2 separate regions of the Mus musculus genome follow, and region 1 is linked to region 2. The links are chromatin loops, found by intact Hi-C in ENCODE. Cell type or tissue: left cerebral cortex. All regions are shown on one strand. Links, peaks and the distances in the headings refer to the core of each region. The heading gives the core; the rest is flanking DNA.

The links. Hi-C counts contacts between places; a loop is a spot of excess contacts. Peaks named below come from ENCODE experiments on the same cell type or tissue, not always from the same donor. Only the 100,000 strongest peaks of a DNase experiment are listed, where the experiment ranks them.
Region 1: a loop joins it to region 2, with 17 times the contacts of the local background. A loop is called at or near these places in 1 of 42 quality-filtered maps.

What each region holds. Positions count from the first base shown.
Region 1 is chr13:114,263,618-114,280,214 of GRCm38, forward strand. No RefSeq gene overlaps it. Among named protein-coding and RNA genes, the nearest start is that of Gm41072, 63 kb to the left of the region's middle. In left cerebral cortex, for the core only: no CTCF peak of the experiment used is centred there; no DNase peak of the experiment used is centred there.
Region 2 is chr13:114,092,734-114,109,330 of GRCm38, forward strand. The region is part of intron 4 of Arl15 (ADP-ribosylation factor-like 15); the gene reads left to right. Among named protein-coding and RNA genes, the nearest start is that of A430090L17Rik, 51 kb to the right of the region's middle. In left cerebral cortex, for the core only: no CTCF peak of the experiment used is centred there; DNase peaks (open chromatin) are centred at 7,888 and 8,629.

The DNA.
Region 1 (16,597 bases), core at 5,032-13,031, 170 kb after region 2:
CCCCAAAGCCCAGGGAACTGGGACGATGACTCTTCATAAGTTCTTCAAGCTGAATACGGGCATTGAGATATCTTTGAAGGAAGGGGTTAGGGAAAATGAGGGAATCGGTTGGCCTTAAGAAGGCCATGCCAACAATTATCTCTGATGTCTGTGTCCTGACTGGATCTAGCTGAAAGCCCAAGACATCAGGAGTTCAAGCAGGTCAGTTAAGCATGTCTGATGATGAGACTCACCAAGGCTGTATATTCTGTAATATACAAATCTCAAAACAAAATTTTAGTATCTTCAAGATAGCTTTTTTTTGTTTGGTTCTCTGGAATCTAGTTATCTGGGGGTCTCCCTCTATGAAATCTGATCCATATTACTCTGGAAGGTGTATAGACACTAAACACATTTTCTAAAAACATAAAGACAAAACCTGCCTCCCAAATCAGCATATTCTTGAGCCAGTAACCAGAAAAACCTTTATTTTGGCCTCTCTCCCAGAGGAATAATATAACCACAAAACTCAAAATCACACCCATTTTGAAAATTAAAACAATTCAAAACATATGAAGTAAACTAAAATACAGTATGTGCCTATTCTTAGGCGTTTTCTATTTTGCCATTCAGGATATAACCCAAAATTCCTGTGGTGCCCATATTAGACAGAATTTGAGCATTCTGTAAGACTTAATAGAGCAATATATCTTTATACCATCTTTAAAACAATTGATTCCCACTTCTGTCAGTCAGCTTGTCAAACCAGGATCAAACCCACAAATTCCCATGGAACCCATGTTAGACAGAATTTGAACATCCTGTAAGACCCTTCAAAACAACTTATCTTTTTTTTTTTTTTTTAAACCTTAAAACACCTTAAGAGTTCATTGGATCCCATTGCAGATGGTTGTCAGCAGCCACTATGTGGTTTCTGGGAATTGAACTCAGGACCTCTGGAAGAGCAGTCAATGCTCTTAACCATTGAGCCATCTCTCCAGCCCCACAACATATCTTTATACTATCTTCAAAGCAATTAATTCAAACTTTCACCATTATTTGCCTATAGGAAGCAGGTAGTTTTTACTTGTTAAGCTCTCTGCCTAGAGCAGCCATCCTGTTATACCATCTCTCTGTGGTGCTCTCTACCTGGAGCCACAGATATTATTAACTAATACCCGTTCATAGCAGGTAATTATCACTGTCCTCTCTACTTGGAGTCAGTGACTAATTTTCCCATCTTAATTCTGAACTGTGGGTAAAAATCCCCACGTGATTCTAGCAAAATCTGTATATAAATCTATCCAAAAAGCAAATAATCCCAATATTATAAATTCACAATATCTGCCCTAAGATGTAGGCAACTTCCATTTTTCAGCGCTCTTACTCAGAGCAGCCATCTTGTTTCTTTCTACAGCAGGAGACCTCAGAGCCCTCTTTCTTTGTTTCAAGGTTCCCGTCCATGAGTCCACGTGACTCCTCCCAGTGCTACCCAGCTACTCACTAAAAAAATAAAACTCTCAGGCTAATATCTTACATTTCTAATGGATCCTTGTCCAACATGTTGGTTCACCACCTGTTGTGGGAAATATTAAAAAAAAAAAAAAAAAACCATGCTATTGCCAGCAGGCCCCAGCAGGCTGGCCAGCTAGGTCCTGGAAGGTAATGGCCAGCCTGTTCTTATTTCATGGAGACTCCATGACTCAGAGCTCCAAAATCTTTCCACCCAGCTCACTAAGTTCCCACCATGCCAACCCCGTGCTTCAAAACTCCCACGGCCTTTTGTGGTACACATCAGGCAAACCCATACTTTGCCATCATACCTTTTTCTCTGGAACCCAGTCGAGCTGCCATATGAAAGGAAAACACCGCACAAACTTAGTTCAGAAACAGTGGTAACTCAGTTGCTAGCACAGCAACTAGAATCCTAATCTTGTAAGCTATATTAAATCTAAATCCTCTGCTGGCGAATCCTGGTGGGTCTGTCACTGAAACCAGGAGACACTCGTAGCTACATCTTGTCCTCTCCTATCCCACCCAAAAAGCCCCTCTCTCTCTCCTGCCTACTCTCTTCCCTATACCATAATATTTTGATGGCTGTTATTTTGTAATAATAATGATAATAATAATAATAAAGAAGGAAGTGTGATATAACTGAACTTATTTTTCTTGTCCAAGGTTGCCTTTCCTCTGGGTCTTTGGTCCTTCCATATGAACTTTGACACATTTGTCCTATTTCTGTGTGGGATGTCATTGGAATGTTGATAGATCGTATTGGATCTATTTATCACTTTGGGTTGAGACACTTTACAATATTCATTCCTTCGTAGGAATTCTTTTATTTGTGTTTCTTGCGTTACTCGGTTTCTAACACATCTCAGTGCACATGCCTTTCACCCTCCATAAGTTTGTTCCTTAGCATTTCGCTTCTTTATCATCAGTCATGTGTTATGTCAGTCCAGCTGATCAAGTATTCCTGCCACTCTATTGGTATTTCACAGTGCTCAGAAACACAACTGAACTTGCTTTCTTACCTCCCCCATCTCTCTCTTTCTGTCCCTCTGTCTCTCTCTCTCTGTCTCTGTCTTTCTGTTTCTGTATCTCTCTCCCTCCCTGCGCCCTATCTCTCCTGTCCTATAACTTTACTGTACTGGCAAATAGTTCAAAAAGGGTTTTGGTTGGTTAGTTTGGTGTGTGTGTGTCAGAGAGAGAGAGAGAGAGAGGAGAGAGAGAGAGAGAGAGAGAGAGAGAGAGAGAGAGAGAGAGAGAGGGATCTTCAGAGTTTCCTTTCTTTTTAGGGGGTTTCTTTATATAAGCTTAAGCCATCTGCAAAACAAAACAATTCTTATTTAGATTGCTTTTGTATTTTTCTTGCTTATGTAGTGGGTAGACATGGGTATGGTAAGAAGGACGGTTTCCTGTCCTGCTCCTAATCTCAGAAGACAAGTGACAGCATGTCGTCTTTGAGATGCTAGCTGTATTTGTGTCATACGTGACCTTCATTATGTTCCCATGCATTCTTTCTATGCCCAGTTTGCCTCGGGTTTATTACCGCTCATTTGTTTGTTTTTGGAGATGAGGTCTCCTGATATTATTCCAGGCTGGCTTTGAATTTGCTATATAACCCAGGCTTGTCTTGAACTTGCAATCTTTCTAACTGAGCGTCACGATCACTGGGAACTGAAGCTTTCTAGCATCATCCCTGGCTTGCTGAGCGGCCGTTAAACTGTTGCATGTGATTTCAGACTGAGTGTTGGCCGTGTTAACCAAACCAGCCTTCAACTTACTGTCCAGCCCAAGCTAGCCTCAAACTCATGTCAATCCTACCTCGGCTCCTAAGTGCTGCCATGACAGGCATGCGCCATTGTGGCGTAGCCAGAGGCTGCATTTTTATCAAATGCCTCTTCTGTTTCTATGGTGATGATCACATTGTTATTTCATTCTAAGGAAGTAATGTCTCACATTTATAAGTTCTGAAATGATGAACAAGTCCTAAATGACAAGAATAGAGCCTGTGAGCTCATGATGTAGCGTTATTTTAATGTGCTGTTAAATTTTAACATTCTCTTGAGATTCGTGTATTCCTTGGAACTACTGGTCTTCTATTTCCTTAAGGTGTTTTCCTGACTCCATATCAGGTCATGTGAGCTTTAAAATGAACTTGGATGTGTTTTCTCCCTTTCTACAGTTCAGTAAGAGTTTTGAAAAGCTTGGCCAATACTTCTCGAGATGGGTCGTAGAATTTACGGATGGAGACATCAAGTGTTGGACTTTTCTTTGTTGAGGAGCCTTTAATTACTGATTTAATTTCCTCCACCATTGTTCTGTTTAGATTTATTTTTTCCATGATTCAGATAGGTTAAATATGTTTGGGAATTTTTCTTTTCTGTGAAAAGTGTGAACAGTGTGCTGGCAATGATTGCTGACGGGCTTCCTCTGATCCTCGAATGAAATCTGTGGTGCTGTTTCCTCTTCAATTTTGTTCAATTTCTCTCTTCTTTTCTTAGTCTAGCCAAGGTTTCTTAATTTTACCCTTTTTTTAAAAAAAATAAGTGGGTTATGACATCATCTCTCCTTTCTTAGGCTAATCTGTGGCTCAGTTTGCTATTTTTACCTTCCTGGGGTGTAAGCTTCGTTTTTGGCATTTCCCTTTTGTTCAGTGTGGATATTTATTATCACTATAAAGTTTCCTCTTAAAACTGTGTTTGCCGCACCCTGCACTGCTGCTATGCTGTCTGTCTGCTCTTATTTGTCTCAAGATACATTTTTATTTCCCTTTTGAAATTGTTTACATATTTGTGTGCATTCCGATTTTCCTCCTCTTACTGGTTTCTAGTTTCGCAATGTTATGGTTAGGAAAGTTATTTAATTCTCCGCAAGTCTATTAAGGCTTTTGTGGCCTAATATGATATCCTGGAGGACGTTCCGTGTGTTGGGGAAGAATGTTTTATTCTCCTGCTGACTTAACAGTCTGGTTATTTTCATTCGCTCTGTTTGGCTTATGGTGGTGCAAGTCTACCGCTTTCTGGCGGGTTCATCTCTTCGTTGCTGAACATTATTATTGCTTGCTGGCCATCTCCCACCAGATTCGCTTTCATTTGTATGCTGTAGTGCCGGCTGCGTGTATGCTCACAACTTTGAACAGTTTTTGTTGTTGTTTTGTTTGTTTTTAATTTTTGAGACAGAGTGTTACTACATAGCCCCAACTGGCCTTGAACTCACAGAGATCTGTCTGCCCCTGCCTCCTAACTGCCGAGATTAAATGTGTGGCTGTTACATAATTTTTGATGAATTGATCCCCAAATTATTGTACTTTTGCTATCTTCATCTCTGTGATAGGTTTAGTAGCTGGTGTTTACTTTTTTATTTTCTGAGACAAACCATAGGAACGACAGTACACTTGATCAACCAATGTGATTCCACACGCTTATTAGGAGTTAAGAGTTCATGTCTCTTCTTTAGCTAGGGGAAAGCCAAGGCTTGAACAACAGTGGGAAAGAAGGATAGGGCCCAGTGGGCACAGGCTGAACCATTTTATCTGACCATACACTTTGATCTTCAGTCAAGACCTTCAGACTAGAAGATCAGATTTAGACCTCTTCTCCCCTCTTTTCTCTCTTCTCTTATCTCTTATCTCCTCTCTTCTCTCTCTTCTCCTCTTTTCTCTTTTCTCCCCTTCTCTCTTCTCCTCTCTTTTTTCTCTTCTCTCTTTTTCTCTTTTCCCCTCTTTTCTCTCTTCTCTCTCTCCTCATCTCTTCTCTTTCTTCTCCTCTCTTCTCTCTCTTCTATTTTACCCCTTTACCTTTCTCCTCAACTCTCTCATATAATCCAGCCTTACTTGTGATCCCCCTGCCTCAGACTTCTGAATGCTGGTTTTAAAGGCTTGCTGAGGTATGCCTGTGACATTTTTGACAGTCTATTTTACCTAAGCAGAGCTACTTTATTCATTTGTGGTTACTATTTCACACAATATTTTCTTTTATCCTTTTGATGAGAACAGAAGGAAACCTAGATGGTCATTTTAGGTTGGGGGAGAGGGGACCTTCCAATACAGCCGTTCTGCTCCTTGCCTTTGATACCTTGCCCATCATGCCTTGTCCGTCATGCTAGCAGATCCATGTTGGTCAGAGGCCAGGAATGGCAATTGATGTTTAAGGGCACTCATGTCCTGGCTTCTCCTTCTCATTTTTCTTTCCCTTTACATCACAGTTCAATGAGCACAGCAGCCTCAGAACTACATGTAATCAGATTCCTCACTGAACCCTGAAGGTGTGCCTACAGTTCTAGCCCAGTCACTAGGATGGGTGGATCAACCAGAGGGACCACTTCCTTCCCCATGACTCCACCCAGAAAGGTCTCATTAACCTCTAGAAAAGAGCCTGAATGGCAGCCCCTTGAGAGCTCTGCTTGCTTGCTTTTAAACACAATAAAAGTCTTCTCTGAAACTTATTCAAGTTCAGGAGATGGAAGACCAGGGAACTACTACTAGTTCTCAGTGGTGATGGTGGCTGTCGATTGTCACAGACCCTGTCCCCTGAGTCAAGCAAGACTCTGCTGTAGCCAGTGACCCTCCCCCACACCCCCATGCTCCCTAACACTCCCCCACACCCATCTCACTTGAGCTTCGTGTTTTTAATGCCCAAGTTTGGGGGGGTGTTGTGTGTCTTGTTTCCCTTTTCTTTTTAACTGCCACATCTTTTAATGCTTCACCCACTGTCTTAGTCAGGGTTTCTATTCCTGCACAAACATCATGACCAAGAAGCAAGTTGGGGAGGAAAGGGTTTATTCGGCTTACACTTCCATACTGCTGTTCATCACCAAGGAAGTCAGGACTGGAACTCAAGCAGGTCAGGAAGCAGGAGCTGATGCAGAGGCCATGGAGGGATGTTCTTTACTAGCCTGCCTCTCCTGGCTTACTCAGCCTGCTCTCTTATAGAACCCAAGACTACCAGCCCAGAGATGGCACCACCCACAAGGGGCCTTTCCCCCTTGATCACTAATTGAGAAAATGCCTTACAGTTGGATCTCATGGAGGCATTTTTTCAACTGAAGCTCCTTTCTCTGTGATAACTACAGCTGTGTCAAGTTGACACAAAACTAGCCAGTATACCCACTCTGCCTTTTGATGAAAGAATTTAGCCAAGTCCGTTTAAGGGAATTAGAGATCGGAAAGAGCTATGTGTGCCGTTCGTGGTTTTCTGACTCTTATGTACTCCTTTGACTCTTTATTTCTCTGTGTTGGCTTGATTTTTTTTCTTTTTGTAACGACAGGTTTTTATTCCATTATATTTTCTGAATGTACCCCAAGCTTTTCTATTATATCATAAGACTTAAATAAAACATTATATATACGGGCAGTGGTGGTGCACGCCTTTAGTCCCAGCACGTGGGAGGCAGAGGCAGAGGCAGGAGATTTCTGAGTTTGAGGCCAGCCTGGTCTACAGAGTGAGTTCCAGGACAGCCAGGGCTACACAGAGAAACTCTGTCTCAAAAAAAAAAAAAAAAAAAAAAAAAAAAGAAAGAAAAAGAAAAAAATTATATATAATACACACACACACACACACACACACACACACACACACACAGTATGTATTCCTCTCCGTGCCTTAAATGCTTGTAACAGTCAATTTTAATATGATATCAACTTCAACATTTCAGCCATGTTTGTGACATCAGAATTTACACTTTTTAATAGTGCGTTTAAAATACTGCATCTGTAGTTATTTTTGGTAACTTTTGCTAGATATCTAGATACCAGCAGATTTTTGAAGGCCAGTGAAGATGGATTCCCTCCTTGTAATCACCAGCTTGTAGACACAAGAGCAGAGGCAGGAGGATTCCACTTGTTCCTTGTAATATAGGACTTGGTGGCCCTATATTACCTGTCACCGCTCCCAAAGCAAATTAGAAGACAGGAATTAGATGAGGAGAGAGCTTTACATCAGGAAAACAGAACAAAGGCCATCTCAAAGCAAAGTTCCCCGTTTTCCAAAAGGGAAGGGTCTCAAGGTTTTCATGGGGGAGATGTGTGGAAGATGTCAGATTCACTATTGTCCTTCAAATCTGACCTCTAGAGGCTTGCTCTGTCTTTGACTTGAAAATGACCTCAGGCCCACTCCCTATGCGCTTGCTCATTAACACTCTTAATTTGGTAGCAGGTAAAGGCAGTGGGAGCCATCCCAATAGCTCTTCCTTATAGGTTCAAATGCCTTGTGAAAGAGGTGAACGCATTGCAGCTGCCCTTCGTGACAGCACAGCTATAGATGAGACAAGAAGTCAGAAGGAGGAAGTCCCTGGAGCTGAGGGACAGCATCGCTGGAGCCAAGGGACAGCTCTTCCTCCCAGACTTTTCTTTTCTTTCTTTCTTTCCTTCTTTTTAGATTCATTTTGGGGTTTTGCTGTAATTCTTTCTAATCTACTAATCTGTTACATGTTACTCATCAAAAGAATGGGATCTGAGCCATGAACCCAGCCCTGGGTAGAGACTCGGCCTTCTGAACTGGCTGGAAGGTCAACGTTTACTATCAGGCAGGAGGCCTTACATACCATAACTTCTCCCTTAAGAGTCGACCCACATGGGACTGTCAGTCACCTAGACATAAAACGTCCCACAGGAATAATGTCTGTTCCAAGATTTAGAAACAAAGCCTACCTAAACACGTAGCTGCTTTTGGCCGTCGCCCACTCAGTCCACTATATCTTGTAATAAACCCCGCCTAGTTTCTGCATTGTGCTGCATACCTCATCTGAATTCTTTCAAGAGACATTACCAGGAAGGGAGGTGAAAGGGAGGCTGGAGCAACGTCCTGGTCCCAGTGAGGGTTAGAACATTCTGAATTTGCGTGGATGTCAACTCTTGCCGGCGAGTTTTGTCTTTGTTTTATGTTGATCATTAACTATCTGTTGCTACAACAGCTTGCTATAAGGCAGATCTTGGGACGGAATCTCTTTTCTGTTATTCGCTTGGGGAAAGCCTTTTCTGTCAGCCGTATCAGGATTCAGGGCCAGCTTTGTTGTGAAGGATTTTGGGTTGGCAGACTTGCCTTTCCTTTCAGCAAGTTTGCCTATACCATCCTGACCTAAGTGGTTTCTGGTGAGAAATCTGCTTGCAGTCTTTGGGGGATTTCCCTTACAAGAAGGGACTCATTTTCTTCTGGCTGTTTTCAAAAGTCTTTGTCATTGATTTCTGACAATGTATTTACACTGTGTCTCCATGAAAACCTTATTTGCGTTTGCCTGGAGTATTCTGGGCTTAGTGTGTGCTCATTCTCTCCACGGACCTCGGTTATTTCTTCTTTAGACTAGGTTTCTACCTTTCTTTTGTCAATTCTCTCTAAAGATGCCTATGTCCCTTAGCTTCTCTTTTGGGCCTCTTAATCTCAGTAATAAAATAATTTAAAAATGAACCTGAAAGGAAGGTCAGGGACAATTTTATTAGCGTTTAAAAGAAAAACAACAGGACAGGCAGGCTGTAGACTTCACAGCTGCCAGGAGAAGAGAGAGTGGGGGAGAGAGAAAGCCATGCAGTTTGCAATAGAGGTCTGCAGGCAGCCACATGACAAAAAGCCTTCAAAGAAATGGCAGATGCCCAGAAGGCCAGGGAAAGCATGCTCTGCTTTTGGCCAGTATTTGGAACAACAATAACAACAACAACAACAACAACAAAACAAAAACAACAGCAACAACAAAGAACAAGGTAAACGCTATGCTTTTTGGAGTCCTAATTCTGAGGTCAGACTAGCACCATGCTGCTCTCTTCAAGTGTCCCCAGCATCTGCACCAGAGAAGTTGTTTCTGGGAAGGAAGGACACATTATTCCATTACAGGATGATAATCTCTTCTATCTCCTTTGGAGCAGCCTGAAATGGCAGGTCTCCTACCCTGGGCAAGAGATGGAACTTAGAGCAGAGCGCAGAGACCCTCACCTTCTCCTTCCTACAGGAATTGGAGTTCCATGGAGTGAGAAGGCCGATCTTCATGTTTCTAGCATTCCCGGGGAATGAGAAGCAGCATCAGGCCCGAGCTCCAGTGGCCCAAGGTTCCTTTCTTCCTCTGTTTTCTGTGTGAGTCTGCGGTTGATACTCTACGTTTTGCTTTCTGTTATTACATTCTCCACCTCCAGAATAGTTGGCTGGTTTCTTTCTAGCCACTTCTCTTTGCTGGGTACCTTGTTTTCTTCGTGTCCACGTAGCTGTCTCGTGATGTTCCCTTGCCGACTGAGCTAACTTAAGATTATTATATTGAGTTCTAGGCCAGGTACCTCGTAGGACTTGTGGACAACCTTGAAAGCTTCGCTTTGCTCACTACTGCTGTTGTGTTCTCTAAAATGTGCATTGCTGTCTTTGTGTTTGCAGAAGCAGGCATTACCCTGTGTACTGATGCCTGACCACTCTGCCCATGGAGAGATTCTAGGGGTCTCTCGGTCCTTATCTATGAATGTGTCCACTTCATTTTTCTGGAGAAAACCGGGGCAGTATGCCTTCTCCCGATCTGACAAATTGAGGTTTGGGTACCTGTTTATTTGTCATAGGATGATGGCCTGGGATATTTAAAGTTGTGTATCACTTCTCAACACTACAGAGTTAACATGGTGACTGGTACCCATGTATAGCACACGCAGATAGCAGAAAAGGATGGGAGCACATTGCTGGGGTCACCTGGCCAGTTAGAGGCATTCTAGAGGTAAGACGTATAAGGATTTCTAGGGAGGGCTCTTAGTGAGGTCCATAAGCCGGTTGATAGATCACCATTGGTTGTTGAGACTGCCACAGTGTTAGATATAATTCAGTATTTGTTGCAGCCTCACTGTCCAGGGTGGAGAAAACTAATGTTGGGATACCAAAACCAAATATTCTTGTTGTTGTATAAACTGTAAGGCAAAAGCAACTTGGCAAGGTGATTATTTTCATGTAACCAGGACACAACTTCACTTAGTTTTAATTCTAATATGGGTGGTAACTGAGCCTTTTCCCCATTGGCTGGGGTCTTCCCACTGTCTAGTTTAAAAAGAATTGGCACAAAGGGTAGGAGGGAATGGGAGATGGAGACAGCTGCTCTGAGCCATCACGTTCCCAGAATGTACGGGGGTCTGTTCATAAGCAGTTTTACCAGGTGGGGGATTTATGAATATTGGCTCTTGGCAGGCGAGCTCCCTTTGATGGAAAAAAGAAACCCTTTCTTACACAGGCATGATCAAAGTGGGTCTCTTCGGCAGTGCTCTATAAAGTTACAAGCCTCTGGTCCTCCCAACCTGCCCTCCCTTCTCATGGCATGGAGCCTGTGGTCCAGATCTGCAACAGGTGGAACAGGTGATGGTGGTGTAGAAGTGGTCAGCCCTGATGTAAGTTGCAGATCCCTACTTTTAAAAGTATTGATAGGTTTTCATGAGAAACATCTTTGATTCTTTTGTATGCTCTTTGCATCAACTTCTAGAAACTTCTTTTTATATTTAACTAGCTACATTAGCATTTTTTCAAGAGATGACCTGCAAGTTTTGGAGGCAGATATTCTGTAATTCTCACTGCCTAGTCAAACTTTATCCATCATGTTTTCAAACTGTTGATTTTCCAACTCCAGCATTTCCTCCAAATTTGCCACTTGGTAGGTACTTGGCGTTCTCCTTTAAAGCAAGAACTCTCATTCTTCCTTTTTGTTCTTCTTTTTGACAGGGTCTCACTGTGTAGACCTGAAGGGCTGGGAATGTCCTGTGTAGACCAGGGTGGCCTTGGACTCAGAGCTATGCCTGCCTCTGCCTTCCAAATGCCAGCAGCACAGATGTGTGCAGCACAAGTGTGTGCAGCTGTACCTGGCTCTGGCACTAGCTCGCCACCATTCAGTATAGTCTCTATTGTCAGTAATGAACTTATGAGTTTCTATTTTCCCCAACAGCAGGTTCATGCTTGTTATGTGGTCTTTTTTTTTCTTTTTCTTTTTTTTTTTCTGTTCAATTTGTCTAGGTTTCGCCAGTAGTGTCCCCTTCAAGTGATATGTAACACTTCCATATATCATTTTTAAAGTTTGTTTTGTAATCATGGTCTCATTATGTAGCTCTGGCTGTCCTAGAATGTATTATGTAGACCAGACTAGCCTCAAATTCTCAAAGATGCCCTTACCTCTGGCTCCTAAGTTCTGTTAAACACATGGGACATTAATGCCAGCTAAATTGTGGTTTTGTTTCGTTGTTTGTTGGAACTGGGTGGCAAACTGAGAACTTTTTAGCTCATATTGTATTGAGCATAACTCAGTCAATGTTTAAGGGGAAGCCTCAGCTAATTTCAGGAAGAAATGCTGTTATAGACTGTGTTACCCAGAATTTCATTACTATAACAAATACCCCAACACAAACGGTTTATAGAGAGAAAGATTATTTGGGTTCGGTTCTGAGGGCTGTGTGAGATGTAATAGGAGCAGAACTGCTTAGCCCATGGCAGAGACATGAGAGGCAGGAAGAGACCAGCATCCTACAATCAACTATGCACCTCCTCTATACTGGGCCATGTTTGGAAAGAATCTTTAAACACGCGAGCTTTGGGAGGGACACACCAGCTCCTGACAATAGCATTCCCCCATCCACAAAAACTCTTGTTCATCTTTAATGCAAAATCTTTGGAGAGTCTTATTTAAGACTCTCCAAAACCTTAACCAGTCTAGCATTGCTCAAAAGTCTCAGCTTTGAACTATAAAGCCAACCAGCCAACAAACAAACAGCTACACACTTCCAAAATGCAATGGTACAGGACAAACATTCCCATTTTGAAAGGAATGGCAATCGCATCAGATCAAAGCCAGTCCAATGTGTGGCATCTGGGCAACACTCTGATGGGATGTGGGATCCTCAGGACACGTGCAGTTTCTCCCTCATGGACTAATTTGCTGCAGCAATGCACGTGGCCACCCTCGTGGGCTGACTGTTCTCTGGGACCTCTCTCAGGAGGAATTTCACATCTCTATTTTCATGAGGTCTCCAGTGTAGTTCCTCACAGCTTCGTGTACCACCTATCAAAAGATGCTTCCAGGGACTTTTCCCCTGTAACACGGTGCCTGGACCACCAGACTTTCCTTCGACAGCCCAGTGGAAGCATCCATTATCATGTAACAACTACATGTTCACTCTTTCAAAATCAGCAGCATGTGGAAGATGCCAAGGTCTATAAGTAGGCTTATACCTATGTATACCTCCAGTGGGTCCATGGTCTTGACAGCTAGAACTTCAGGGAATGTGTTCCCTTTTGTAAGCACATAGTGGCTTGGGGAGGGGTACCTTGAAAATTTGCGGTAAAGTATATTTTTACATCTCTGATCCTGAGATGACTATGGCTTAGCCATCTATTTCTTATTTATTTATTTACCTACTTATCATTTTTATCTTTCTAATTGTGCTAACCCTTTTAACGGGTGCACTTCTCTGACTAGTTTGATGTTACTGCTGAGGTCAAAATGAAAGTTTTCCCTGTCACTCACTTGTTTGTTTTTGATCCCATGTCTTACTTTAAATCTAAGAGCCACTAGTAATTTTCAGGCTACCCCTTGCATCCTCTGCTCCCTCAAAACCTCACCTCTCAGACCAACTAATCCCATCAGCTTTTAACTCAGCTCTCTTCCAGCTTTACACAGTGCTTTCAATAACCTGGGTGGTCTCTATCCAATTCCCCAGACTTCATTTCCCTCAGAAACCTTGTCAACATACTCTTCACTATCCATGTTTATGAAGGCATTCTATTCCTTGGCAGTCACAAAAGTCATCCATTAAGTTCGGCTCACAGGATTCTAGACATTTCTCTGGTTTGGTTGTCTACAACCAAATTGTTTTCAAATTTCTCTTATAAACCAATTTTAAAGTCTTTTTTATGTTGTTTCGAGTGTAGTTATAGAAACAACATTTTGTGTATATGAAGTTCTATTGTGTGTGTGTGTGTGTGTGTGTGTGCATATGTGGAGGTCAGGAGTACAACTTTCAGGACTTAGTTTCTCTCCTTCTACCACGTGAGTCTCCAGAGCTTAACTCAGTTGTCAGGCTTGGTGGCAAGCATCTTTACCTGCCAAGACATCTTCCTGACCTGAGTCTCTCTTCTTGACGTCCGTTGTCTACGTCTGCTGCTCTGTGTTAGTCCATTACAATAGTAAAACACTCAAGACAATCAACTTTATAAGAGAGAAGTTTCCTTCAGCTCACAGTTCTGGGGGTCTCTGTCCTCATCACTTAGTCCTGCTCTGTAGCAGCACACAGTGGTGGAAGCACATGAGGAGGCAAGTACGTGCGTCACATCATGGCGGTGGGATGAAGATGAGGATTCAGAACCATATTCTCTTCACAGCCATTCACCCAGCAACCAGAATCTCGCTCACTCTCTTCAGGTTTCAAGTATCTCTCAACAGCATGGGAGAGTCAAGCGTTTACAAAAGGCCTTGGAAGAGCACTTGAGATCAAAACCATAGCACAGACCAGATTCTCACTGCAGACTGGATTGAAATTGTGTTTTGTTTTGTTTTATTTGTTTTGTTTTTGTTCTGTTTGTATATTTTCTTGTTCTTCAATAGATAACATTAAGAAACTATTGTGTGTATAAATGTACTAATGTCTATGTACAAGTAGATCTACACATGTATGTTATTTTTTAAAATAAGTTTAGTTACTTTTATGTAATTCCTATTTCATACCATGAAACTTACTTTCTCTCTTCCATATTTGTAAGACTGTCTCAGTTAAAAAAAACCAAAAAACCCCAAAACCCCCCAAAACCAAAAAACTGGCCATCTCAAAATAACAGTGTACTTATTAAACCAATTACAGTGTATATGCAAATTGGTTTCTCATACCATGGTATAAAGAAATCATACTGAAAAGCGAATTTAAGTATTTGTTTGAAATGTTCTCCAGTCATCCAGCCCCATCTAACCAGGCATATAAGGTTGAATGCTGTGTTCCAAGTGACCTGAGTATGCTTTTCCCTTTACTGTGGTTCTGGTTTCATTTAAGGTACACATGGGATCGTTTCTCTGTTTGCTTTATATTTTAGGGCTTCTTTCTTCTCATATTTGATTGACTTTTCTTTAAACATGCAGTATGTTAGCCTGCTTATAAGAGTCAAAACAACACAAAATTATCCATAGAGAGGCATCATTCATCTCCACGTCCCATTGCTTGGCTCCCATTCATCCCCTGGAGGTCAAGAATTACACTGGGTTCTGGTTTTGCCTTCTGCTACACAGAAAATAGAATTATGTGTACCTATCTATATGTGTACATGTATATGTACCTATCTATGTGTGTACATGTATATTACCTATCTATGTGTGTATATGTTCCTATCTATATGTGTACATGCATATGTACCTATCTATATGTGTCCGTGTATGTGTGCTACATCCACTCCAGTGAAGTCTGCTTGGTAGGCCTAAAAGCCTGGAAACAGTCACAAGGCAAAGAGTTTCATGGAAACTTAGCCTCCTGGAACCTTGGCATTCCCATAGCCCATATACTCAAACCCTGTCCCCGAGTTAATCTAGTGTATGGATCTGTGTGCTTTCTTGTATTATAGGTTCTTCCAAGTAATGATTTTACAAATACTTTAATCAGGTTGAATTTTACTCCCTGGTCTTCACCAATGTCCTAGGCAGTCCTTGAAGCCGACCCTGAGCTTGGAATTCAGTAAGAATGTTACCTATTCAGTAACTTTCAAATTTACTTCTAGTAGAGACAGTAAAACTAATTAGGCATTACAATATACTTGAATAGATCTAGAAAAGCTCAGGGCTAGTCTACATAGTAATTACTTAGGACAATAGCGGAGTCACACCCAAATACAGGAATACACAATGACCTAGGAAATAGGTGGGTTAGTATTATTCATGAAAGGGTTAGTAGAATTCCCCAGGTACAGGTTTTTCACTAGGCAGCAGAGGACTAGCATAATCAGGTATTTACTAAAGGACCCCTGATGGTGGGTTTAACAATAGACTAGCATTGCATCAGAGCATTCACCTGGCTGCTGTGTTTGGCTGATCTTAATTAAGGGTTGTTCCTATTCTCACTGGTAAACGTTATGTATGCATCTTTTTTTTGTGTCAATGTAACTTGGCTGATGTATTAATTTGGAGGATGTATTTGCCTGGCTTTCTTATTTATTTATTTATTTATTTATTCTGTATAAAAAGTCTGGTTTTTGCTTGGAGAAAATGCATCCAGATACAGCACTCCCTTGTGTTCATATTTGTTTGTCATTTCTCCCAGACTCCACGCCCGCCTGTAATGGAACCCCGAAATTTTTTCCGCAGGTTGAGGGAGGCTGACTGGGGCTGGTCTTCGGCATATGTGCACTGATCTATATGTGTATGTGTATATGTACCTGTGTGTGTGTGTGTTATGTGTGTATCACCAGAGACCTGCTGTATTGCAGTTGTCTTTTTCCTAGAGATTATTCCATATCAATATGAAAAGCTTTCCTCACTTTTAAACAGGTAGGTAGTACCTAGGCTTTTGACAGTCCATACATAATTCAGTCATCATATTTATTTATTTAAGGTTTTGCTTTTAACTAACATATTTAGGGTGTGCAGTGTGATATCTGATTACAGATACAGACGGTGAAATTACTATACCATACTAACTCATCAGTTAGCTCACAAAGCTTCTTCTAGTTATTTTGCAACAATAAACTTAACCAGTCACTTTGTGACTTATTCTTTTCTAATTGTAACTTTCAGCCTGTCAATAAATTTGAATAGCTTCCAGTATTTTTTAAATACCGAAGTCACTTTGTGTATATGTGCGTATACATTTTAAATTATTATTTTATGAAGTAACAGTTACAAATTTGCTTTACTGTGTGAATCATAAATTTAAAATCAATTAAAGCTAAGAAGCCTATCTTCATTCAGGCTTCAGAGAAATTCATTAATGATTCGTATGAGCACTCCCTCCTTTCCTTACGGTCAAGGCTTTGATCGGTTTGCAGTTTATTCTTATGCATGGTGCAATCAAAATTTCCCTAGTAACACTCAAAGGCTGCCTTTCCCTCCAAGTGTTGGGAATGGTGTCTTTATCATATACCAACTTCTGTTGTTTTTAAACAAAATCTCAAACGTTTGATTTTACCAATAAATACTTGAGAGCTAGATG
Region 2 (16,597 bases), core at 4,431-12,430:
CATGGTGCTGGAGGTAGTAACTGAGAATTCTCTATCCAGAACTGCAAGAAGAGAGAGACTGTGGGCTTGGAATGGGGTCTTGGAAACCTCAAAGCCCACCCTCGTAACACACTTCCCCCCAAAAGGTCACAACCCTAATCCTTTAAAAGTTTAAATCCTCCCCACCCCACTCCCCCACCCCCACCCCAGATGATTAAATCAAGTCTATGAGCTTACTGGGGCTATCTTCATTCAAACCACCACAGCCTGCTTCTTGTCCAGTTATTTTTCCAGGTGACCCAACAGTGGTACAAACAGTCTATATGTGGTAGAGGGAACGTCTAGATCTTACTTTGGACGTTTTCAGATCATTGCAAACATGAGCAGCACAGAAGCATTCGTGTCATCTCTAGCAGCCAGGAACTCTAAAGCAAAGCAAAGCCCTGCACTGTGCGCTGCTGCTGTCGTCTGATACTGGCATCTGGCACAGCGATCGCAGCTAACGTTAGAATGAGAGCCTCTCCTCTTTGTTGCTTTGCCCAAAGAAAGTTTCTTTCTTCATGATCCATAGAAAATGCCTCGATCGGAGATACCTCTCGAGCTGCTGAAAACTGTGCTAGCGACCAGGGTTTCTGGGTCTAAAATCTCTAATGATAAGACAATTCTACTGTCTTATGTTCTGTTAGCCAATCGAATTGTAGTCTATGCATCTCACCAACCCCGCCCCCCACACACACATTCACATACATGCACTCTAGCCTCTAGCTCAACCACATATCTATATAATTCTGTATAAAGTAAGGATAGGAGATGCCTGTGCTCTGTCCAGAAAAATTTAATAACTTGTTCAAAGTAATATGGTTTTTTAAAAACAACCAACCAAGACCTTCGAACCCAAGTCACCTTGACTCAACGCACCAGTAGGAAGTAAAATTAATCTCCTCAATTGTGATCTTAAAAAATATGGCCCCAGATAAGGGAACTGGATTTTGGAGGGGAATAAGCAATGATGATGAGCACTTTGGTGAAAATCACCAGAAATTTTTAACATGAGGAAAGCTTGCTTTTTCTAAATATTTAAACTTCTATGCCAACTAGTAATTTTTCTTATATTCTCATTTTTCACCTAGCTTTAAAAAATATATATATATCACAAAAAATTCCAAGCATTTATAAAAGTTGAGAGAATAGTATAATAATCCCACCTCGCCATCACCCACTCAACAGCTCCTAGATAATTTTTTTAAGTCTCTATTCCTAAGTATTCCTGACCCCACGCTGGCTTGTTTTTAAGCTCATCCCCAAAATCTTACCATTTATTTCATCCATAAGTAATTCAGTATAGATAGTAGGCGAGTCCCAATCCATCTGTGAAGCTGATTTGGTGCAGTGGCAATTACAGTCATGAATAAAGCAAATAATTAAAAAAAAAAAAAGAAAAGAAAGAAAGAAAAACAAAACCCTTTTCTAAAATGAGCAAAGTCTATACAAGGGTTGTTTGGCCCTGAAGATTGCATCACTTCAGCAGGAATTCAAATCCTCCCTTCCTGGCCTCTCAGCATCAGATTCTAGCTGTAGGTGTGCCAAGGCATGCAGAAGGACGCTTGTTCTTGAACACATTGTGTGTACCGACTGTGAGATATAGCATACCATCCAACTGGAGTCAGGAATGCTCTCGCTCGCTCCCTCTCTCTCTCTCTTTTATAATCACTTCATGTTGTATTTATGCTCCAATATATTTTTAAGACATCATCCTATATAAGGAAATGTAAGGGAATGGCTCTCTCAGCCACTTCTGGACGGACAACCTGAAGCATTGCTGCTACAGAGAAAGCACTCACTGATTTTGAGTATTTTCTCTTTAAGTCCTTTTGTTGTCTAATTGGAAAGCTGGTAAAATACTATCATTTTCCAGATAAAGTTCTTGGCAAGATTTCTCTCTTTCAATCCCCCTAGGACAAGCCATAGCTCCATGAAAACATGAGTCAAATACATTACAAATTTCCCAGGGAGAATCAACATCTTTTCCAGCTGTTTGGATAGTTTGTCTAACATCTGACCAAAGCTCTCATCTCCGAATATTGCTCTGGGCTTTTACACTTCGACTTTGATTTGTTCAATATTATAATTTAAAAGCTGAGCCAATAGTTTGAATCTTCACTAAAAGACTTTTAACTCTTATCACTTAAAACAATAATATTTTTTTTAAACCAAAAGAAACCAAAAAGTCAGACCATTACCTTAGGCAGTTCTCTTGAACAATGCAAAAAAAAAAAAAAAATCCTTCTGAATTCCATCAAACCTCCCATCCCTCACCCTTAGATAATTTTTCTATTATTAATAAAGTGAAATCTCTCTCAACTATAACATCATAAAGAATTAAAGGTGTTTTGATTGATGGGTTCCAGGTTTCCTATTTTAAATGTCTCCTAGCCCCGGCCAGTTTGTTTTAATTTATTCAGAAGGAATGTATTTGTGATCATTCCAATTAATTTCTTGTCTGTTTTGTCTGGCATCTGTGTGAAACTAGTTATAATAGCTTTAAAGTTTGGCAAGCCGTACAGTAAACTGCCCAAGGTGGGATGGAAAAATTTCAGGGCCCAATTAACAAGCCAGCTTGTTCCCAGCCTATCTACAGGAGATCATCTGTTGCCTCCAGTTGTCTCATAACTGTTAGGAACGTTTGATGAGTGACTCCAGGGGAGAAGGTAAAATGGAGTGACTACGTCACTAAGCATGGGTTTATGGGTAAAGACGGAATATCATTGAAGAGCGTAGTGCCTCTCTAGTTCCCTTCCCCCCCCTTCTTCATCTTCCCCGTCCTCCATGGAGAGAGTGGGAAAAAGTAGGCATTAAGAAGCCTGCAGGAAGAGGTGGACCTAAAATTAGTGGTAGGCCATTTTTGTTGACTCAGCACATATGAGACCCTGGATTCCCAGAATGGGAGAAGGGAGAAAGGAGGGTAGGGCTGAAACTGTATTCAAGGCATCATTCAAACAAAGCATCCATCTTCCGTACCCACCCTAAAATAGGCCAGGCAGCCATGCAATAACCTAATTAAGATAGCCTAATAGCTACAATCAAAACTCATTTACTTTTAACAATTGTTTTGTCTTGATTGATTATCGTTCAACCTTTTTTACTAGAAAAACAGAAACTTGAGATTCTCTGTGGCCACATTCACTATCACTTTCACAGTTTCCTCTCAAGCTTCACCTATGGTTGGAAAATAGGAACTAGATACGTTCTTGAACTTGCACTTCAACATGAAGGCATGTTTTCTCTCAGAATCTGCTCCTGTAAAAAAAAAATGTAAATTTCATCTCAATCGAAGTATTTTAAATGACCCAGCCAGTGTTACCAATGCAGAGTTTTAGCCATGTCGTTTTCATTATTGAAATGACAAAAAGGTTTTTAGAACTTCCACACTTTAGAATACTCTAGACACTTGAGGAAAATGATCAGTGGACTAAATTCAGAGATCATTATCCTATTACATATTTTACTGGATTTTAGCAAGATAGTTATACTTAAAGCAGAAATGTGTGTGTGGTGTGGTGTGGTGGTGGTGGTGGTGGTGGTGGTGGTGTGTGTGTGTGTGTGGTTTGTTTTTGTTTTCTTATTGGAAATTCAGACCAACTTGTTCTTATCTGTTTAGATAACTTTCTGATACGTCAGCATGTGTACCTAAATTAATTAATCTTTCTCTTTGTTCACACTACATTTTGCTCTTGGCAAAAGTGCTGAGCTGACTGTTGTCACATGTTTTTAATTTTTGAAAGGAAAAAAAAATCCATCTCTCTAAGATAGACATGGAAAGAGAAACCAACTGCAGAGAACTCACAGTAAGAGGAGAGCAGTTGAAGGCCTGCCATGAATACTTACCAAAAACCTATGACACTATTTGGCCTCCTCTCCTTAGCTGGGGAATTCAGATTATTGTGTACCTAATAGTGCTTTTGTAAACACTTCAGCATTTAAAAAATATATATATGTGCTGCTGGAAAAAGCCTGCCTGACTTATAAACACATAGTTACTAGAGACACTAGAACATATGCAGTGACTTTTAAAGGCATAAAATGTACTCGAACAATGAGAAAGGGAGTATTAGAGTGTTCCACGTATAAAGTAAGCCAGCCCTTCCCCAAACCAGTCCAAACCAGTCCCCTCCAGATCCTTGGGGCTCTCTCTGGTAAGGAGTAGGGCTCAGCCACATCCTTGATTCATTGGCTTTCTCCTGCTCCCACAGTAAAGTTGAAATTATGTCTAATTTGTCAAGGTAATGTGTGTATTTGATTTGACTATGAATCCACTGTCCTGCTTTCAGCTATCTTAGTGAACTTGGTGTCAATGAAAATGTTTTGGATATTTCAAGGCCGTTGTGAGTTTTTAGCCGTCGGCCTACCCCCCCACCCCCACCCCCAAGTTCAAAACTGCTAGATGTTTTAGATGTCTGTGTTTTCATGGGTTGGACCTTAGATTCTTATAAAGGACAAGGGAAATGGAGAGGAAAAGGCCAGGCATGACATATTTTGCTGACTCTGATACTGAGTGCTTGAAATGTGAGATTTTCAGGCAGATGCATCTTGCTGCCTATATCAGGTTAGTCTGTCTAACTGTTCCCTATACAAAAGAGGCAGCAGCTAAATCCAGGACTCATTGCCTCATCACACTCTGTCTCCATGTCTTGGTTTGTTTTCTGTTGGTTTGTTTTCCTACTGCTGGAGATTGAACCTGGGGCCTTTCCACGCTAGTCAAGTGTGCCACCACTGAGCTATGCCTGCAGCTACAAGATCTTTAAAACTACTGTCACCCTGGCTATCAGCAATGGCTCATTTTCTCTGTCCCCCACCCCGACGACCCCTGAAATCCAGCTCTGCTTCCCACCCCAGCCACTGCTTTATCCACGATCACATCTTTAGCTCCGATTTAGAGGATGCTTACTGGTCCTCTCATCGTCTCCCTCTTTGGCCTTTTATTTCTTTCTTAACATTATTCGGTCCCCATTCCTATTTTTTCTCTGCTTTCACAGCTTCTTTGACACCCTACCTAAGTGCCTGTGGGATGTCTGGCAGGGTCCTGGCATGACGTTCGAGGCACAGGCTTCGGTCCCTTTGTGTGTACTCGTGTCTACCAGCTTTAATTTTCTTTAGGAAATGCCACCAACCAGTTGTGTGCATCATTCCCATACCATGCCCAGTTAGTGAATTTTACCACATCCAACACAGACATAAATCATGAAGCCATCCCAGTCTTGTCAGCCCTGTGGCCAACAGCTGTCATCTACTTTTGCCCCACTTGCCTTGACCTTATCATTTGATAGTCGTATATGTCCTTGTTGTCATTAAAGGGACTATTTGGAGAGCAAAGACACAATTTGAATGATAAATTTATCACGTCTAAGCTGGATTAAGCTGCAATTCAATAAAAGTGGGAATATCTTTGACAATATTAGAAAATGGCAATAAAAGATGAATAATTTGAAATTATCTTAACATTAGTTAACATTGACTGCTAACTAATATTTCCTATTGTACTGAAGACTTTGACACATACAAATTTTAGATAGAATTCCCATCTATAAATTGATTTCTGTTTTCCCGGAAGAGCATTTGCATACCTCTTCATTAGTATTTCTAGATCTGACTATCGTGGTTTTGTGGCAGTATTATATTGCTGGAGCAGGACTCAGTAAGCCAGTGTCTGGTTGGTACACACTCAGGCTTGTTCCACTTTTTCATCATTGTAACCAAGCATTTTTTTTTATGTTTTTTGTTTTTGACTGTCTATTTTCTGAGAAGATTATTGCGAGTAAAATGGGCCCCTTGGAGGGAAAGGATTGCCTAGAACTTTTAAACTAGTTTGCGCAGTAGTTATGATAGGGTTACTACCAGTTTATGGCCCTGTCCTGACAGAATATGAATTTGTCTTTGTTCTCCACAGTGATCATCGTTATTGTACTTTTGGATTGTTTTTAAACAGCTACACAGATGAATAATGTCAGTCCAGTTGTTCTAATTTTAGACAGATTTCCAAAATATTGGGTTATCCAGTTGCCAAACCCACAATGGATGAGAAGCAGGAAATTGGAGGGAAAAAGATGACTTGCTACAGTCAGATCCATTGGCAGTAGTGTGAGATACGGGCAGACAGAGCAACAGTGGGCACAGACACAAGAACACCCAAAAGCCAGAATCCCAAAATGCACAGTGCATGGTCCACTGAATTGATATCCCATCAGCCATTCTCTGCTCTGAGGTCTAAGGCTTTCACTGTATTTCAACGCAGTGCCCCATCTCTGCATTCTCAGTTCTACTGTGGTGGCACAACTTGGGCTAATGACTTTTAAAGCTTTCATTTTTGATCAAAAATATCATAAATAAATATTGACTTCTTAACTGTTGTCTCATTTTCTTAAGTGCTAGAAAAAATATTTATGTGATAGTACAAGATACTTTCCAAGGAATCTTCAAGGTCTGGGCAAAATGGCTACTAGAAGACATGGTGTCTTGCTTTCAATGTTAAGGGACTATAGTGTGTGAAGACAGAATTATATTTTTCTCCTCTAGCTTGGAAAATAAGTCGCAGGTGCAGAAACAGGTTTCTAAAAAGTAGTGCTTCCTATTTCTGGCAAGATTTTTCTCATGAAATGTTTTGCAAACTATTAGGCCTCAAAGGAATGTTGGTTATCAATAAATAACAGCTCCTACATTTTACAGAAAAGACAACCAGTGGGTTTTTTTTTCAATGTAACAGGGTGACTTTATAACGAGTTCTATAGTGTGAGCATGTCAGAGCAGAATTGAGTGTCTGATTGTCAGAGTTGCTGAACGAAGAATGTTTTCATTCTAGAAAAAAAAGAAAAAGAAAAAAGGATTAACTAACTATGAAAATGCCAGCTATGCTAACGACCCTGTCCGTTCTGGTTTATGGATGTGTGTAAAGCCAGCAAGGGGGCTGGGCATGGTGGTGCACGCCTTTAATCCCAGCACTCGGGAGGCAGGCAGAGGCAGGCGGATTTCTGAGTTCGAGGCCAGCCTGGTCTACAAAGTGAGTTCCAGGACAGCCAGGGCTATACAGAGAAACCCTGTCTCAGAAAACAAAAAACCAAACAAAACAAAAACAAAAAACAAAAAGGGTTGCAGTTGTAACTCAACCACGGCCTAACATCCATAAGGACCTGGGCTCATTTCTCAATGAAGAAGAGGGAAATGCCTTTTGCAGTCTTTTTCAACGGTAAAACTCTTTCCAAAAGGAAAGCATAAATAAGGAGTGAGTTTACTCTGCAATGTTAGTTGTTGTCACTGAAGACCCTTTTATAAAGAGAATCTTGGATAAAGGGATGGCAACTGAATTACAGCTCCTGCCAGAGGACGCCGGAGCAGGTCTTGCTTGCTGAAGAGGTGGGCCCTTGTGGTTGCAACCAGGCTCATTGGGGCAGAGGCTTGACCTTTCACAGTTTCCCCAAGCGTTCGTTCTGGGAACCTGGCCTCGTGTGGCTGCCACCTCTCATCTACAAACTTCAGAGAAGAAAAACAATCTCTGGCCTTATATCAAGGGAATCTCAGAGCATTAAAAAAAAAAAAAAAAAAAAAAGACAAATTCCTGCTGTAGAAAAACTGGCCATCTCTTTCCAGGAGCCATGGTAATCAATTATTGAAGATATGAACTTATTCAAGCTACATTTTAAAGTTAAGTTTTCTATCCTTCAGTTTTCATTAGGTATGAGTTTATTTTCCATGAAATTTCATAAATTGGATGAGAAAACAAAGTGAAACTTCTCTGTTGTCAGAAGACTGTATGATTCTCTGTGCTGGCTCCTATGGGGAAATGCTATTTTTCACCCAAAAGCAGACTAACTTCAATTCTTCAGTTCTGGAATAAGGGTTTCAAGATGTATTTTTACCATGCCAAAGTCTGAAGGGGGAAAGAAAAAGAGCCTTGCAAAACCAAGACCTCAATGTGGAAATCTGACAAGCACACTCTGATCGCCTCTCTTGGAGATAACAAGTTCATTGCTCGTTTGAAAGAGGGAAACACATGCTAATTAGTTGTCACTTCCTACTGTCAGGTTATTTCCATCCTTCATTACCTGTTTGGTTTTTTTTTTTTTAATTAATCTTATTTTTGTATCTATTTATTTATTTTTCAGTCTATGTTGTAGGAAGCACTCCTCTGTCTCTTTCAGACATGCTCTGATACTGGAGTCACAGAGGCCACACAGTAGTAGCTGTCGTCCAGATGCATGTAGTACTTTTGGGGGGTTCCATGGTTTGTTCTCATTCCACTTTATTGCTTCCTCCTTATGGATACCCATAGGTATTTAAAGGGCACCCTAAGACTCTCTAGGCCTTGGTCCAATGCAAATGAGCCCATGATAAATGATGAAGTCTATCACATCACTTAAGTTTAACAACGCCCTCAATTATTTTTCATTACTTTTGTTGGGGGCAGGCAACATGTGTCCACTTGACATATACTTCTGGTCGACCCTTGCATGAGGACAATGAACCAATGTTTAGGTTTTGGGGTTTTCTTTTTTTTTTTTTTTTTTACAAGCTGATTCAGATAACGCTTCCAGATGAAACTTACTTCACATACACTGACAACACACTTTCGTGTGGTTCTAATTATAGACCCTGGGCTCACTTCCAGCTCTGGAGATCATTCTCATAGAAGATTCTATAGCTATGAGTATGACTTTTTCAGTGAGTTAATATTGTTTGGTAACATAGGGCTTTGGCTGTATTTTGTTGTCGTTAATGGTAACTGTATAAATTATAGTAGCTCCAGGAGCAAAATACATCCAACAGTTCATATGACGTAATAGCTGTTTGTTTGCGTGCTTGCTTGTTCTGAGGCAAGGTCTTGCTCTATAACCTAATCAGGTCTCAAAACTCTCCATCCACCCACCTTATCTTCACTTCTCAGTTTCTGAGGTTACAGGCAAACACCACTGCACCAAGTTATACCATATACCATACCTTTTAAATTATGAATCTGTGATTTCCAACTGTTTGCTAGAACAAATTATGTAAGCACGTAACAGAACAGTTTGCTAATGCCTGTCAAAAATACAATACTTTTCCATTTTCTCTAGGGATCTACTTGAAGAAATACATCAAACTTTATGCAGAGAGGTGTCTATTGAAATGTTGCTGACATAGTAACAACTCGTGAAAAACCTAAATAGCTCTCAGTAGGGAAGATTAACTGCATTACCTCTGTGCAATAGAATACCATGCAACTCCTGGGGGGAAAAAAAAGTAAAGTCAGTTTCTATATATTGCTGTTAAAATATGTTTAAGACAAAAACGTCAAAAATGGCAAACAGGTTGCAAGAAGTCTGTATGGTATTTGTTAAGTCTATTTTTCTGATAATATATCCAATAAGTTAATATATACAATTGCCCTCTCTTCATACAAAGGTTTGGATTTTTGGAGGCTGTGGACAAGCACAGATACACTGAAGGGTAATTTACAGGGTGGGATTTGGCCGATAGAAAATCATGTGGCATTTACCTTCTGCCTCGTGGCTTTCTCTACTGTTGCATTTTTCAGACGAGTACATGTTTTTATCTCCTGCTTAAAAAACCATTTGTTCTTCAACCATGTGGTTAACAGAACTGGACTTTTTTTTCCTCTCTCTCTCTCTCTCTCATTTTTGTTTTTATACATCACAGCTAACAATAGACTTAAATCTCCAGAGTCAGAGACTTTTTGAGCACCATCCTGATGCCACAAGGGAGAAACTCCACATCCTGACCTCATCTGATAGTCTAAGATACATCTGATAGTCTGACACTGTGATACAAAGTCACCTTGAGGCTGTGTGTCAAGTGTGTGTAAAATACAAATGGATTTGAGTTTAGATTTGCGTCCCATGTCCAGTATCTCATTATTGAAGTGTTTCAAAATTCTAAACTCTCTGAAATCTGAAAGAATTTTAGGCACAAGCATTTTGGAATATTTTAAAATATAATGAAACATTCATTTTTATGATTTTTTTATTTTATAATCGTATTTTATTAGTTTATTTTACTATTATACTCCTTATCCTAAAATTGACTTCTGAAGGTCTGTGATCATACTTATTAATGTCTGTACTTGCCCAAGCAGAAACTGAAAAAAAATTTAAACTGCCCATAGCATTATTTTAAGTAGTAGGACTGTTTTCTGTTCTTGGTTATTGTCCATTCCTTGACTTAGATATACATAGAAAATAAGCAAAGAGCAAATACCAAAAGCCCCCAGATTTGACCCTGTGGAAAACTGACAACACACTTGTCACAACAAGTCACAAGGAGGGGAAGGTGATTTGGTAGAGTTAGGCTCTGGAGCTTAGGAATATTAGTAGAACATATTTACCCTATTATCCTTATTTTTTTTGCATCAATTACCTTATTCATTCCCAGGTAATGAGAAATTGAGATACAAATTCTACACCAAGGTGTTGGCTCCCGAGAGCAAGGAATGCGTTTCTGGATGATGGGTGGCGAGAATGACTTGGATGCTTAGGTATGCATCCCTAACATCATCCCTTAAATGTGTCATCTAGACTCTAAGTATATCAAATGTTAGAACTGTCCATCTGGAGTCATAAGAGGAGGACTGGTTAATGGTTACTCGGTGAGTAAGACACTTGCCACCATGCCCAAAATGTCATAATGAATAAACATTGGAACAGACAAGACTAAAAACTAGCTGGGCAAACTCTTAAACTCTTCATGCCCATGTCTGATGTCAGAGTACTCCAGATCTCCAACTCCTTTAATCTTGGTTGACGGCAGCACGACTCTCTTTGGCTGGTTCCACTCCCTGTTAGCAGCTTTCCTTGGCAGTATCCTGTGACTCTGACATCTCAAGTCTCCAAAGCAACTTAACTTTACAGCTTCTTGTTTCAATGACTGGGATCCATACATGATCTTCTGGGCTCCTCCAGAGGGCTGTCATCACATCTCCAGCTCTGCCCTCTGTCGCACTCTAAGCTCAGGTTGATCTACTCCACTGCTGTTGCTGTTCTTGGTGATCATCCTATGGTACTGGCATCTCCAATACACCGGGAGCTTCCGCTGCAACTCAGCTTTACCATTAGCCTCTCATAGGCTTTCTTCATGGTGCCAACCCTCAACTTCTTTGGGCCATCAACTGCAGCTAAGGCTGTACCTTCACCAATGGCCATCCTTGGTGCCAAGCCTCAGCTGCTCTCCAGGATTCCTTCATGCCTTCAAAACCATCTTGGTGATTCTTATACATTACCAAGACCAGCTGCAGCACGAGGTACAACCTTGGCTATCTCTGGAACACGGTTTCTTTGTGCTCTCAGAAAATGCTTCCCAAATTTCACCTCAGTGATGCTGGTCTCTTCTTAATCGCCATTAATTTCTTAGCTCCAGCTAACCAGCATCAACTGTCCTAGTAGTTACTTCTCTTTTTGACTCTAAAGCCAGAGCTACATGGCCAAAGCTGCTGAGGCCTGCTGCTTGCTGGGGCTGGAACATGGCCCCCTTGTTCTATTATATCATCACCAGCTTTCAGTTTTCCAGCTTCTCCACTGCCTAAGCTTAGTGGTCCTGGAACTTGCTCTGTAGATTGACCTTGAACTCAAGAGATCTGCATGGCTCTGTCTCCTGAGTATTGCAATAAAAGGCGTGTGCCATCATGCCTAGACTTAGTCTTTTCTCTACTTGGAACTTGCTCCATTCCAGACTGGCTTTGAACTCCGAGATCTGCTTGCCTTTGTCTCCTGGGATTAAAGGTGCCTGGACTAAGCTTAGCTTGGTGGAATCTTGCCCCAAGGTCACCACTCCCTTATCATGTTTATCTCCTTGAATATAAGATTCAGCTCCATTCACTTGCTGGTGCCCCTTTATTACTTGAACCATATGTTTTATATGTTTCCTTTCTCAGCTTGCTCCTTTGCATTAAAACGCTCTTCATAAGACAAAACCAGAGAACAAAGACTCCGCTGGGCTTTTTTGGAGACTTCCTATGTCATTGCAATTAATATAAATCTCTTTACCTTAGCCTCAAGGAAATTCTTCAGACAAAGGCAAAAAGCAGCCACAGTCTTCACCAAAATACTACAAAAAACTATCTCTAGAACTTCTGCTCCACTGAAACTTCTTGGGCCAAGTCTGAACGGTTCAAATCACTCTCAGCAACAAAGTCTTCCATATGCCTACTAGGATGGCCCAGTAAGCCCCACTTAAAACATTCCACTGCTTTCCAATTCCAAAGTCCCCAAATTCACATTCCTCCAAATAAAAGCATAGTCAGGCGTATCACAGCAATACCCCAGTCCCTGGTACCAACTTCTGTCTTACTTAAGAGTTTTACTGCTGTGAACAGACACCATGACCAAGGCAACTCTTATAAGGCCAACATTGGGGCTGGCTTACAGGTTCAGTCCATTATCATCAAGGTTGGAGGATGGCAGTATCTAGACAGGCTTGATATGGGAGGAGCTGAGAGTTCTACATCTTCTTCCAAAGGAAGCCAGAAGTAGACTGTCTCCCACATGGCTAGGAGGAGGGTCTCAAAGCCCACCAGACAGTGACACACTTCCTCCAAGGAGGCCATACCTATGCCAACAAGGTCACACCCCCTAATAATAACACTTCTCAGGTGAAGCATGTTGAATTCGCCACAGCATCAAAGCTTAACACTGCTACATATTATGTTACCTATATAGCTTTACAAGCCAGGGCTAGAATATTGTGAGGGACCAAAGAATTTATTCTATATCCATACTGATCGTTACTCCTTTCCTGCCCCCTTAAATCCTGAAAATGTAACTAGAATAATAGGGTTGTTCTTGTGGCTATTGACTCCTTTCAAATATAAACAAACCAGAAAAAAAAGTTCTTCTGCCTCTTCCTCCTTCCCTTGCCCCACCTTGTCATATCGCCATATTGCTTCATTCCCACAGCACCTTAACCATCCATAACTGACCACAGCTACAATCGCTCTAAATTCTGTGCAACAGATTATCTAATGAGAGTTTATCTCCTTATAATCTCTATTTCAAAAAGTCATAGTATCAGGGGACTGGAGAGATGGCTTGGCAGTTAAGAGGCCATATTTCTCTTGCCGGGGCCTTGGGTTCAGTTCCCAGCATCTACATGATTGCTCACAATCATCTGTAACTTCAGTTGTAGGGCCTCCAGGGCTTTCTTCTGACCTCCATAGGCACCAGATATGCATGTGGAGGTCACATAAGTAGCAATATTTGAAAAAAGTATTGAATTATACAACTCAGTTGGTTTTATTAAATAATAGGCTTGCTTTACTTACTGAAATTTTATAATGCAGTTTATAGTAAGTTCCCCTATTCAGTAACATGAACACCTTACATTTACATTCATATATATTTATAGCTTCTTACTGTTTCCAAGACATGGGTATTACCTTCCTTAATTTCTATGAGGTAGTTAGAAAGTCTTCTACTTTAAAGAGAGACTGCTCAGAGCAGTTGAGTAGGTAACTCTCAGGGGATTGCTGAGCCTTGTAATTGGCACAGTGAAGGTTCCAATCAGAGCTCAGTTTTCTCTTCTATACCCCAGCTGTATCTCCTGGTAATGAAGAGTTCAGAACGCACATAAATATTTATAAACATTATGTCATCGTTCTGAACGAGTGGCTCTTACTGTTTTGACTACTTTATGGCGGTGGAGTGGAGCAGCAAGACAGAGGATTGCAAAGGTTCCCGCTACGGCAGTTTTCTATTCCCTCGACTTGGAAAGCTCCCTCTTTTGCTAGCAACAGCATTCTTATGTAACAACAAATAAAGAACATTTTCCTAGCTGTCATCTAATAAAACAGGTCCCGGGATTATTTGTTCTTATCCCATGCTTCCGTCCACCTTGCGACCCTTGTCACAGGTCCCCTTCTTCTGATGCTGGGAGAGCCTGACGCTGTTTCTCATTTGGATGTTTCTCATTTTACACCTATAGAATGCAAATGAAACAGCCATTGGCACGGGTAACTGATTTTCATCTTTCTTGGTGTTTAAAAAACATGGAGGGATTATTTCATGTCTTAAACAAAAATTGCAGTAGAATTAAAAGGGCGATTCCCTAGAGATAGGGATTGAAGTTTGAAAATGAATCACTTCTAACTTTGAGCCAATAAAAAAAATCATGGAGGTGGTTTTTTCTCCTTTCACATTCTTTCTCTCTCTCTCTGTAATGCAACACTAAAACTAGAGAGTCTCATATAAAACAGGCCCAAAGCACGTTTTGTACCTAAGCTAAAAATTACTTTTGTGGCCTTCGACATGCCAAAGGACTTTGCTATTATAAAGCAAGCATAAGGAGAAATCTTTTCAACCTTTCAGAAATTTAAACATAAACTGTTTTTGTGTATGTAAGGACTCGATCCTTTCAGTCTCCTTCGCATACAGTTTCCAAAATCACAGCACAGATTGTCCAAAAGACATTTGTACTAATTGTTCTGTTTATGAAATCTGAGTTTACCATTCCACAAAGTACAAAATATAAAAGAAATATTTTTTTCTTTTATCCAAAGCTAAGAGAATAGCAAGCCATTATATAATGTGGCAGTGGGCAAGGGAGAAACAGTGGTTAATTTAAAAGCATTCATTCAAAGCGCAAACCCTCCATGTGAAAACTAATTTTATCCAGGTCTCTATGTATTTATTTACTGGTATTTTTAGTGATCATCACATCAAAAGTATGTGGAAAGAAGGGAAGTTTTCCAAAAAAGTGTGTGAAGGTATTCTGGTATTATCTAGATCAGTGCTTTTAAAAATAAAGTCCGCAGACCAATGCCAGTCCACAGAATGTTTATGCCAGTATGCAAGATGATAAATATAGACATTGAAAGGAAACATGCAAGCAAGTAGCATGACAACTGGGTGTCTCCAAATATACGATCTTCTATCCAGTGTTGACGTACCTCAGGTCCATGACGGGTGACAACCAGATAACATTCCGCACCGCAGATGCTATCAGAAGCTCAGATCCTACTCAGGGGCTGCAACCTTCTTCTGGAAGAGTCAGAGTGTGAGTGTGGCAGGCTCTGCAGAATGGTCCCAATGACTCAGTTCTGTGAAACCAAAGTGCCGAAGGATACATATGAACAAATGGATATATGGGTATGTTCCCATGAATATTTATAACACCAGTGCTCAATTTCATCCGACTCTTTTTATATGTCACAAAATACGATGGTTGTCTTCATTTTCTCCCTCGATCGTTAAAAAGTTGTGAACATTGTTTGCTCAGACTGCCTTCTTTTAGAACCCAGGACCACCAACCCAGGAATGGCATCACCCGCAATTGGCTGAGCCTTCTCCCATCAATCTCTAATTAAGAAAATGCCCTATACTCTTCCCCACAGCCTAAACTTCTGGAGACACTTTCTCAAGTGTGGCTTCCTCCTCAGATGACTCTATCCTGTGTCAAGTTGATGTGAAACTCGCCAGCACATGCCTGTGTATTCCATGTAGCATGTTTCAGTAAAGCCCTGACCTTCTCAGTGAGTTGAGTTCTCAGCAGTATGGGAGAATGATAGACATAATTATGACACATTTATTGACAGATTATCTCCTCTTTGCTTCTAGATAAGTGTTTTAGGAAATATTTGACCATCAATAACAAAGGGAAGCCAGACTATATATATAAATAAGTGGACTGTCTTAATAAAACAGTATCCAGTTGGAAGTAACAGTTTTATTACTGTAAATGCAGCCATCTTGGAAGTCTACTAGATAAAGACTCTAACTCTATAAACTGGTAGTTTTGGATTATCAGATTGCTTGCAGACTCGTCTCTTTAATTCACTGAATAGCGCTGTATAGGACCAGTTTTATAGTGCTTGATCCCAAGAAAGCCATAGTTCCAATCGCATATCTATAAAGCTACAAATAAATCGGGGCAGATTTTACCTACTCAGCCTGTTTGCTACTGTTAGCTTCTAAAAGGAGTCTTACCTCTTGCTTTCTCATAATTGTGACTCTAACTTCGAGGGAGATGTCCCTAATCTTGGTTAAGGAGGCTCCTAGTGGGTTTCAGGTCTTCTCCTTAGACAGTTCTTTCTCAGTCCCCCAGTCTCCGAGTGTCTGCCTCACTCTCGCTATCTCGCCCTTCCACGGTTTCTGTCTGCTCCTGATCCTTTCGCCTGTGCCTGGTCTGTTTCTTTTCTTTCTAATCTGTTTATTCCGTGGTGGTATTATTGTGCCCATAACTGTTTCCTTCTTTAATCTCTCATCTGATCTTACTCTTCTAACCTGCCTCATCATTGATGTGTCTGTCTATATGTTTTCATTAATTCTGCAGTGCAACGGCCTCATAGGGACTTGGGGCTACATGGAAAGGGCTGTATTCTTACTTCCTTCGCCCCGCCCTTCTCTCACCAACCCCACCCCAACTCCTTCCTTCTCTTTCCCTGCTTAGGTACTATTCTTGTCTCTCTGTTAGTCTTTACTGTGATTTAAGGACTCCCGTGGGGACTCTTTCTATTCCCTGTCATTGATACACTGTCTCCATCTCTCACTTGGCTTTGGTTGACCAGCCCTTGTACTTTATTCAGTGTGAGTCTTTGACCTGAGATCCTGCGTGCTGCGGAAGAGGTGGAGTTAGGGCTTCATATAGT